Regions from separate parts of the Homo sapiens genome. Here regions 2 and 3 are each linked to region 1. Evidence: chromatin contacts called from ENCODE Hi-C or POLR2A ChIA-PET data. All regions are on one chromosome and are shown on one strand. The core of a region is the stretch at or near the end of the contact, and the rest is flanking DNA. Distances in the headings are between cores, read along the strand shown. Region 1 has its middle 23 kb from the start of SMAD2. Region 2 has its middle 77 kb from the start of SMAD2. Region 3 overlaps SMAD2 (SMAD family member 2).

Evidence for each region. Hi-C counts contacts between places; a loop is a spot of excess contacts on that map. ChIA-PET counts read pairs that join two places held with the same protein, here RNA polymerase II (POLR2A). Pooled maps may share reads with other maps.
Region 2: a loop to region 1 is called in a map of K562, with 2.0 times the contacts of the local background. The contact joins two enhancer-like sites. A Hi-C loop is called at or near these places in 7 of 168 maps with a recorded cell type or tissue (Jurkat, K562, aorta and 3 more), 1 of 37 single-sample maps with no recorded cell type and 8 of 50 pooled maps. POLR2A ChIA-PET finds 5 or more read pairs at or near these places in 7 of 52 experiments (A549, H1, HEK293 and 4 more).
Region 3: a loop to region 1 is called in a pooled map, with 3 times the contacts of the local background. The contact joins two enhancer-like sites. A Hi-C loop is called at or near these places in 2 of 168 maps with a recorded cell type or tissue (IMR-90 and heart right ventricle) and 4 of 50 pooled maps. POLR2A ChIA-PET finds 5 or more read pairs at or near these places in 4 of 52 experiments (HEK293, OCI-LY7, activated CD4-positive, alpha-beta T cell and 1 more).

Annotation. Positions count from the first base shown.
Region 1 is chr18:47,951,576-47,954,936 of GRCh38, forward strand. No RefSeq gene overlaps it. Among named protein-coding and RNA genes, the nearest start is that of SMAD2, 23 kb to the left of the region's middle. Within about 2 kb of position 2,041, at least 9 of the 41 ENCODE cell types and tissues checked have a DNase peak (open chromatin) inside an H3K27ac peak, as active enhancers do; they include ascending aorta, where a contact is called at or near this core.
Region 2 is chr18:48,006,464-48,009,776 of GRCh38, forward strand. No RefSeq gene overlaps it. Among named protein-coding and RNA genes, the nearest start is that of SMAD2, 77 kb to the left of the region's middle. RefSeq lists an enhancer at 1,179-2,092 and silencers at 1,768-1,877, 1,888-1,937. Within about 2 kb of position 1,953, at least 14 of the 41 ENCODE cell types and tissues checked have a DNase peak (open chromatin) inside an H3K27ac peak, as active enhancers do; they include ascending aorta, where a contact is called at or near this core.
Region 3 is chr18:47,899,761-47,903,304 of GRCh38, forward strand. The region is part of intron 1 of SMAD2 (SMAD family member 2); the gene reads right to left. Among named protein-coding and RNA genes, the nearest start is that of SMAD2, 29 kb to the right of the region's middle. RefSeq lists an enhancer at 2,216-2,265. Within about 2 kb of position 2,096, at least 6 of the 41 ENCODE cell types and tissues checked have a DNase peak (open chromatin) inside an H3K27ac peak, as active enhancers do.

The DNA.
Region 1 (3,361 bases), core at 791-3,290:
TAATATATAATTATTAATATATTTACATAAACATACATTTACATAAATATAATATATTCATATAATACATAATTATATTTACATAAATATATTTAATATATATCTATTTAATATATAAGTATATTTACATAAATATATTAATATATTTAATGTAATATATAAATTTATATATTTATATACATATATAGTTATACATATAACTATATAATACATATAATATCCTCTGTATATACTTATATATATGCCTATATATACACAGAGGATATAGAGAGACAAATATAGATAATATATAATCTATTATATAATATATAACGTATAATATATAATCTATTATATAATATCTACGTTTGTCTCTGTATAATATCCTCTGTGTATATTTATACATATACAGAGACAGCAGAACATCCAAAGACAGACCTTTCCTACTCAGGTGAAAGAACAAAGGAGAAAGACTGATGTAGTGCAAGAAGGTCAGGTGCTGGATCCCTATTATTTTCCTCTCCACATATGCCAGGCAGGCACTTACACATTCTAAATAGATTTGGGGAAGTGCAAGGACATCAGGGCTAGCAGCTCATTTCCCTGGACACAATACAGGTAGGGTAGAAACCCTACCTGTGGCTACTTTGAGCACGGAAGAAGCTGAGACAGGTTTGGCAGATGATAGGCAGTTAGATGGACCATGCGCTCCTGGCTCTCCATGGTCTGCTCACAGACAGCAAAGGATCCATGTGAAGCCAAATGCCCTGGTAGGGAATGCAACAGTGCTGAGAAGGTCAGGGGACCAGCAGAAGCAAGTGGGGCTAAATTGCTGGGCTCAAAGGCCCCAGCAACATGTGCTAGCGCAGAATCCCAAGAAGCCAGGTCGGGGTAGGTACTATTCAGCAGTTACAGGTTCAGATACAATCCCTGGGCAGCTGACACCTTACGGGGGATTGGTCTCTGAGAAGTAAGAATTTATAAATTGAAAGTAGCCTGTTTAAACCAGAGGAGATGGGATACTATTCACTGGGAAGCCTTAGGGCTCCTTACTGTCCAATGAGGAGGTGCTCACGGGGAATATCAGAAATATATTGATGATGTATTAATATTGAATATCAGTACAATATTAAACCAAAATGAAACCACATTTTAAAATCCAGCCAAGTGTGACTTGAGTAATCTGCAACATTGCTAACACAGTACTTTTTTCTTTGTTTCACTCTTTCATGAGTTCTATTTTTTCTGTATATATTTCTGTTTCCAAATGTCTATAAAAATAATATAAAATACAATTACCCTTTTATAAAAACATGTATCACCTCTGAAATAAAAAATACAATACCTATTTTAAAAAATGTGTTTGTAGCCGGGCGAGGTGGCTTATATCTGTAATCCCAGGATTTTGGAAGGCCAAGGTGGGAGTATTGCTTGCACTTACAAGTTTGAGACCAGCCTGGGCAACACAGCAAGACCTCGCCTCTACTAAAAAATAAAAAATAAATAAAAATAAATAAGCCAGGCATGATGGTGCTCACCTGTAGTTCCAGCTACTCAGGAGGCTGAGATGGGAGGATCACTTGAGCCCAGGAAGTTAAGGCTGCTGTGAGCTGTGATTGCCACTGCACTCCAGCCTGGGCAACAGAGCAAGACCCTGTCTCTAAATAAATACATAAATAAATAATAAAATGTGTTTATATATCAAACAAGATCAGAAGAGACTCTAGGGTAACGTTTCAGTTAAAATTATTTTCTGTAAAGTTAAGTGTACAATAAAAATTCAAAGATTAACAAATTTGGGCCTCCTTAATTTTGTCACTTACCCATATATTTCATCTTTTTTTTTAGGTGAAAACAAGCCATCTCCACTGATTTTCAATTATCTGTACTCTGGAAGTCCAACACACCCTTGCCTAATTAAGCATATGCTTCCTAGGATTAGTGCAGGAGAGATTTACCGCCTAACGCGGCTCTCCCAGCTCCCAGCACCATCTGTGCATTGAGCCGTGCCCAGAGTGATTTGGTGATTCACTGGAACCTGGCAAAGGGTCTGGCCAGGCTCCGACAGAAAACAGGATATGGTAATTCTCTCGAGGCTTAGCCCAACTCTGCTGTGGTTTCCTTGATACACTCTCTAGTTCCTCAAGACCAGCCTTTGGTTTTCATTGCTCTGCAGTGGTGTTTCCACATCCACACCCTGGTTCAGACAGAATAAATTAGACAATACATTTGTGAGCTCATTACTTCTCCAAGAGGCCTAGAGAACAGAGTCTGTTACCCAAGGTCACACTGTTAGCAGTGGCAGAATGAGGACAGGACCCAGGCACCCAGCTGTTCATCCAGGAAGACTAGAGCATTTGAGGAAAATATCCACAGCCCAAAGTAATCACTTGTTACCATGAACAGTCATGAACCCCCCTTTCACTTTTATGATCCACTCGAGGGTGGCTCAAGTTCAAACTAATCTAGTCCCACATGGAATTCACTGCAAATGATTTCTAAATGTGGGCAGGATTGAACTGTATTTAAATACAGACTTTCTTCTCCCTGGGCCCCCCAAAGGCTGCCCTTTCCACAGCCTCCCTACCCTTCCCCTGTGCCTACCAGTAACTGTGGTTTCTTGGTAAGTCAGCTAAGGTTCATTATCATTATTATTATTATTATTGATAGGTTATACAAGCACAGTGTACAGAAGTCAAAAAGGACAAAAATAGTAACCAGTAGAAAGTAATTATTTTTCTTACCTTCAGCCACTCAGTGACCAAAACACTGGTATCGGATTTTTGGATATCTTTCTGGAGTTATTCCATGAATGTACAAGTATACATATTTATATACATATATGTCATTTTTTGAAATTGAGGTTGGGACAAGAGTCTGGCTCTGTCACCAAGGCTGGAATGCAGTAGCATGATCTTGGTTCACTGCAACCTCCGCCTCCCGGGTTCAAGTGATTCTTGTGCCTCAGCCTCCCTAGTAGCTGGGACTACAGGCACGCACCACCATGCCCAGCTAATTTTTTTGTATTTTTAGTAGAGATGGGGTTTCACTATGTTGGCCAGGATGGTCTCGGACTCCTGGCCTCAAGTGATTCACCCACCTCTGCCTCCCGGGATTACCAGTGTGAGCCACTGCGCCCAGCCGGAGGTGTGCGCTTTACACTGTTATCCTTGCTTCATCTTCATTTAACATCTCTTGACTATTGTTCCGTATTAGCATGCATGAACAAGATAGCCATGTATTTCTGATGCCAAATATACCTAGTGCTTTAAAATTTATCTCCAAAGCCACGGTATTCTGTGTCCATTTACAGTCAACAAAAACTGTCGTTTCTATTCCTGTCAAAGTTATGGCTGGGAGGATTTTAACAACTAATGATCGG
Region 2 (3,313 bases), core at 703-3,202, 55 kb after region 1:
AACAATATATAAGTGTAGGGAGATGACTTCTTAACCAAAGACCTGATGTCTAGGAGTTTGCAGCAATAATGCAAATGACAACAACTGTATTTAATCAACTGTTAATACCACCCTGCTGGTGCTTTCTCCAAAGCTTTCAAGTTGCAGCCTCAGCAGATAATGAGGTATGGGTCGTAATTTTAAGAAAACCACCACCAGATGAAGAAGCTTGTGTCTGAGGTTAGAAGTGGAAACAGGGATAGCAGGCAGGATTGAGGGAAACTGCCCCGGGCTTAGGATGAGACCAGAGACAGGTTGGCTGCTGTGCGGGAGGGAAGCCACTCGGCTGGATAGGATGATGTAAAGTGCTCCCACAGCGTCTTGTCCACAGGGGGTGCACCACCAGCATCCTCCTTGGAAATGCTGGCCACAGGTGCCCTGTGTAGAAGCACAAGTGAGTTGGTGAAGAGCGGATCCCCACCACCAAGGACTGTGTGGAAGGAATGAGTCCACATCCCTGACTGATTTGGCCGACTCCGTGTGTTCCCTGGGCTGAAGTGAGTGTCCTGCTGGACTCTACAAGGCCACCCTCAGCGTGTCAGTTTCTGGGAAAAAGGTGGGTAATCCTAGGAGACTCTCTGGACGTCTCCTTCTTGGGACTGGCCTTGGGAGGCGGAAGGGGACCTGCTGTGGCCCACTGGGAAGTGGGCTGTGGCGCAAAGATAAATGGGCCCATGGAGCTGACCAGACAGGCAGTGTCTGCAAATGCAGAGGGTCTAGATCAGGGGTGTCCAGTCTTTTGGCTTCCCTGGGTCCCAATGGAAGAAGAATTGTCTTAGGCCACATATAAGATACACTAAGACTAACGATAGCTGAGTAACTTTTTAAATATCACAAAAAAACACATTCGTACTGTTTGAAGAAATTTTACGAATTTGTGTTGGGCCGCATTCAAAGCCATCCTGGGCCTCACGCGGCCAGAGGCCGCGGGTTGGACAAGCTTGGTCTGGATTCAGGAGGGTCTGCCTCTGTTTCCCCCCATCATTCTTGACCCCCGTTGAGGTGTTAGTGGATGCTCCGGCCGGGTTTCAGCCAAACACCTGGGTTCAGGCTGAGGTCCATGCTCAGCTTCGGGCCAGGGCACTGGAGCAGGAGTGGCACTGAGGGCCTGTCCTCACCAGGGTCTCCTTCCTTTGCCACCTTAGGCAGCTCTGGGATGTTTTATAGGGGAAAGTGGCATCTCCTCCCCTGCCCATGAGGAGGGTGGTGCTGAGTAAAGGTAGCCTCTGCGGGCAGGAGATGGCAGGGACCATGGGACCCAGCAGAGTGAGGGGTGCTGAGGGGTCTCAGAGCAGAGAGACTCCCTTGTTCTGACCCTCTCCAGCTGACTGCAGGTCCGCGAGCCTGGGGGCCCGGACGCTCCTCCATGTGCTTTTCTGCCCCACTACTAACTTCAGTCCACATCACAGCCTCCGAGAGTGGGGCTTCTGGGGCCATCCCCTCTGTGCTCTCCGCAAGCACCATTCTGCGGGACTTTGTAGAGTGACCCGAAGCTTCCGCTCCCTAGCCCTGTGCTCTTCCCCTCTCCAGTCCATCTCGGCCGGGAGTCGGGTCTCTGCCAGCCCAGCGCTCGGAATGGAGCTTTGTGGGGCTGGGGAAGCAACCTTTGCCAATGGGAAGGGGGTGTCACAGCGCCTCATTCCCTCCCAGCTTGCGCTCCTCGGAATAATCTCCAACAGCGTGCCTAGAAGCACAGCTGCTTTTGTTTCGGGCGTCGGTGCTTCCCAGAATCCCGGTGCCCGGACCCAGCCGCCGAACCGACCCCGCCCCGCCGCGGGCTTTGTTCCCTGCGCTGCGCACTGCGAGCGGCGGCCACGCGGGGGCGCTGGGCCGGGGGCGGGGGCCAGGGCTGGGGGTGGGGCGCGCCCCCGGGCCACCTCCCCCGCCCCTCCCGGCTCCTCCCCGCTCCTCCTCCCATGCCCCGGCCCCCGCCTCGCAGCTGGGCTCGGACTCAGGCTTAGCCGCAGTCTGTGAGCCTCCTCCCCGCACCTGGCCGGCCAGGCCAGCCCAGCCTACTTGTCTCGCTGCGCCCGGCTGCTGCCTCCGCTCCAGGGGTCGGCGCCGGGACCTCCTCCTCCGCCGCCGGCCCGCCCGCGTCTACACCGCACACCCGTGGCGCGCCCTCCAGGGGCGGTTTTTCTCCCGGGGTCCTAAGTCTCACTCTACCTGCTTCACGCTTAGTGGTCCTGTAGAAATACAGACGCGTCGTAGGCACTTAGTAAATGTCTGTTGAATGACTGTGTGTAAGCACTCGTCCGTTCTTTACCACACCTCATTTTTAAAGTTAATGGACGTTATTTTTTTCAAGCAATTTTAGATTCACAATAAAATTGAGCCAAAAGTACAAAAAGTTTCATTTCCCCCCTGTACCCACCCCCGAACAACCTCCCCCACTCTCGACCTCCAGACCAGGGCATGCATTGGTTGCCATTGTGAACCTACACTGCCACATCAGGGTCACCCAAAGTCCACAGTTTTCTTTAGGGTTCACCCTTGGTGCTGTACACTCCATGGGTATGACATGTGTAAGGCCATGTCATTCCGGTATCACACAGCATTTTCACTGCTCCAGAAATTCAACCCTCCGTCTTTCCAACTCCTGGCAACTCCTGCTCTTTTTACTGTCTCCATAGTTTTATGGAATCATGCTAATTTTCACAACCATCCAAGAGGTAGGAACTCTTCCCCTTTTGCCCTTGAAGACACTGAGGCTCAGGGATGTTGCCAGGGCCCTGTCAGCTTCCTGATAGGAAAGCCACTAAATTCCAATCGGCTACCAGTTTTCCTGCAACCCTGGCCTGGGATACTCTCCTGAACAATGAAGCCAGTAATGGCATGACCACAGCGCTGTCCCACCCTGGCCAGCAAACAGGCTCCCTCAGGGGACTCCACTCCTCTACCTGGACACTTCTGCAGGCGGGAAGTGGGTAAGGAGTGACAGGTGTGGACTGCCTTGCTTGGCTTCTGGGAGGAGCCATTTGTGCCTGCTGCCAGGCCTGCTGAAACATTACTAGGCTGGGCGGAAGTACAGATGGAAGCCCTGGTCGGTGGTCTGCCCCTTCCTTTCCCTAGCCCAGGCTCTGACTTCGCCGTAAGGATCTTGCAGAGCAGGCATGGACACCCAGCCTGCAGCCCAAGCTCCATCCCCACCCGAGAGCCAAACACCCCCCAGGCTAATCCTCAGGCCCGGTAGTGTGTACACTGGTGAGAGCAGACAGCTGCGGGAAGAGGACCTGCAGAGGCCCTAAAGTGGGCCCCTGACGGGAGGCAGAGC
Region 3 (3,544 bases), core at 846-3,345, 52 kb before region 1:
ATCATTTAACTAGTCTTTCAGTCACCACCTTCTACCTTCTTTGATGCAAACAGCTTTCTAAAATGCATACTGCATGTCACCCTACTACTAAAAATCCTTCAATATTTGCAAAAAGTAACAGTAAAATGACTTAATATCCTTTAAGAACCCATAAACAGTGTAATGCTTCAGAGAACAGATTCTGAAGCCAATTGGCCAGGTTCAAATCCCAAGGATGCCACTTACTAGCTGCATGGCAACCTCTATACACCCCAGTTTTCTCAGCTGTAAAATAAGGATAACAGTACCTATCTTAAAGCCAATATAACAACCTCTATAAAAATGTAATATGAGCTACATATGTACTTTAAGTTCTCTAATGACATTTTAAAAAGGGAAAGAAAATAGGCAACATTTTAATGATGTATTTAACCCAATATATCCAAAATGCCATCATTTCAACCTGCAATCAATATAAAAAAAATTTTCATACTAAGTCTACAAAATCTGTTGAGTACTTTACACTTACAGGACAACTCAACTAGGACTAGCCACATTTCAAGTACTCAATAGCTACACAAAGGTGCTGCCTACCCATATTGAATGATCCAGCCCTAACTACTCAAAATTTCTGCCTACTCTGCCTATCCCATATTCTCCATAAACTGTTCATAAATGCCTCTATTTAACGGCTGTAGGATCCGTAGTGATGTGACATTTTTCAATTCCTATTATTTAAATTTATGTTCTCTCTCCCCCTCCCCATCCTCCTTTTATCAGTTTTGCTAAGTGGTCAATTACATTAATCTTTTCAAAGAACCAACTTTTTCTTAGCTTTGTCAATTTTCTCTATGTAAGATTACTTTCTATTCACTAATTTCTGCTCTTGTCTTCATTATTTCTTTACTTCTACTGTCTTTAGGTTTGATTTCCTATTCCTTTTCTACCTCCTTAAAAAAGCTTTCTTTTCCAATGCATAGACTTAAGGCTATAAATTTCATCTTAGCATTTCAGCAGCAGCAATCTAGATCATTGTAGTTCACCTTCATTTTCAATCAGTTTAAAATATTTTCTAATAGCCATCATAAATTCTTATTTTAAGTCATATGTTATTCAAAAGCATAGTGTTTTATTTCTAGGCAGCTAGGAATTTTCTAGTTATTTTTATTTACTATAATACAAACAACATATTCAATTATTAAAATCAATGATATTTGCTGAGGCTTTGTTCATGGCCCTAGCTTATGGTCAATTCTAGTACAATTTCCATGTGCAAGGGAAAAGATGGTTAATACCACCATTAATAGTTTCAATGTTCTACATATGACAATTAGATCAAGCCTGCTAATTGTGATGTATGTATGTCCTATATATGTGCATCCATTGTGATGGCATATTTGTCTGTTTCTTTTAGTTCAAAATAAAATTTTTGGTTTATAGATGTTTGGGCTATTTTACTGGGTACACATAAAGGATTGTGGTAACTCTGGTGGATCAATCCCCTTACACTATAAAATGTAGTTCTCTTTTTCTACTACTGTTTATTGTATTAAAGTCTCCTTTGCCTGATTGGTATAGCCACACTTATTTCCTTCAGTTAGCATTTGGATGGTATACCTTTTCGCATCATTTTCTCTCAATCTTTCTAGGTACTTATATTTAGGTAATTATTATTTGTCCAGTCTGATGATTTTTGCCATTTACTTGAAATATTTAGCCCATTTCCATGTAACATAATTACTAATTTAGTTGCCTGCTTGTTTTATATTTTCTTTCTTGTCTTCTTCTGAATTTATCACATATTCTATATCCAATTTTTTTCTGTATTCATTTGTTACATTCTTTTCTTTTAGTGGTTACCCTAGATATTTTCTTATTCATCCTTCACTTAACACAATTTTCATACATATACTTTTACTACTTCCTCTATAATGCCAGAATCATAGAACACTGCTGAGTAGCAGTTTTGCTATGAAGGAGACTACCTCTGGTTTGTCCCTGTTCCTAGGATGAGACTCTGCAGAGCCTTCATTTCAAAAGCTAGCAGATCGTTATCTTCTAGGTACCTAGATACTATAAGAATTGCTTTGTTTTTAAGAGACTTCTGGTTTAGCTCTCTAGCCTAAGCAGCTTCAGAATTTGGCAAATGTCTACGGGGGAAGAAACTGGGTGTGTTGAAAATCATCAGTGTGTATTCACCACTTCCTCAAACGCTTTCAACTCTCACCTATTGTTCTCAAGTCGCTTCCCCTAGAGAATCTTTATCTCAACACCATAGGACTAGAAAATATCCCAATCTCCTTTTCTGAGATTTTGGTTTATCTCTTCCGCCCAGCTGAACTACAGAATTTAGGAATATACTGAGGGCGTTCTCTGTGTTTAAAGGCCCCTCATATTTCCAATCTGCCACTCAGGCTGCAGCCCAAAGGCCTCCTCTACTCTGTACCCAGGAAAAACAATGATCAGCTGCAGACCTCTCAGCTCACTTGTGAAAGGTATTCCCCCAGGGTGCAAAATTTTGCTTTCTTTAATCATTTTTACACCCATTGTTCTCTATCGCTAAATATATAAATTTTGTAAATTACCTGGCTTTTCTAGTTGTTTTATTAAGAGTCTTGGACTACCAAGAACTACTGCATCCTATCCCCCAAAACGTTCTAATTCCATTTGAATAGTAAGTCTTCCACAACTATAAATCTATGAGTTGAAATAATTTGTTGATGACTTTAATTTCAAAATAAGACACAAGATCACTTACCACTTGAGGACAGAGATGGAGAGTTAAGATTTGAGAACAGGAAAAAATAGAGAAACGTAGCCCTGAGAAAATCAACCATTATGAAACAACAGAAAACGTGTCAGTTATGTATTATCAGACTATATACTTAAAAAGTATTCCATAGAAGGAATTCCACTTCTGATTAGGACGTAGAAAGTTACAACAGAGCATCACTTTCATTCTAATAATCAAAACTAGCCAGATAAGCTACAAAATCATGGTCTCTCTGAACCAGAGTTGAGGATACAAAGCAGCCTAAGAAGAACTAAATTCCAAGTGTTGAGCCTTGAGAGAAGAGAGGCTGCATGGATGGTCTCTTTCCTGGTGGAGCGGCTAGTGAGGAATAATCCTGCCATAAATGAAAGAAAGAAGAAACCAGCCTACATGCACACCGACATGACATATTAAATTGCAAGGATCCCACAGAGCAAGTGTGCATCCACCCCAACCACTCATCCCCATAGGTTTCCACTAAGTACTTGCAAAAAGTATGTCAAAGCTTGGGGAACAGGACTGGAAAGCTGAGGGAGATCCCCTAAGGAGCTTAAGATCTCCCATAAATGCAAAAAATCTACCCTCATCAATGGGGGATGGGGGGAGGGACAGGCAAGAAAGGTGAGAAAAAGATGATCCCAAGAGAGTCTAGACATTGAGCTGCCAAGGGCTGCGGTAGGACAGGAAAGATGAGAAAACTTTCACCCAGATACTCAGGACATTGATCTACCGAGGCTGAAATGAGTAGCGAACTTGAAGACAGGGTAGGATTGCTAAAAGAAACCTCTGGAA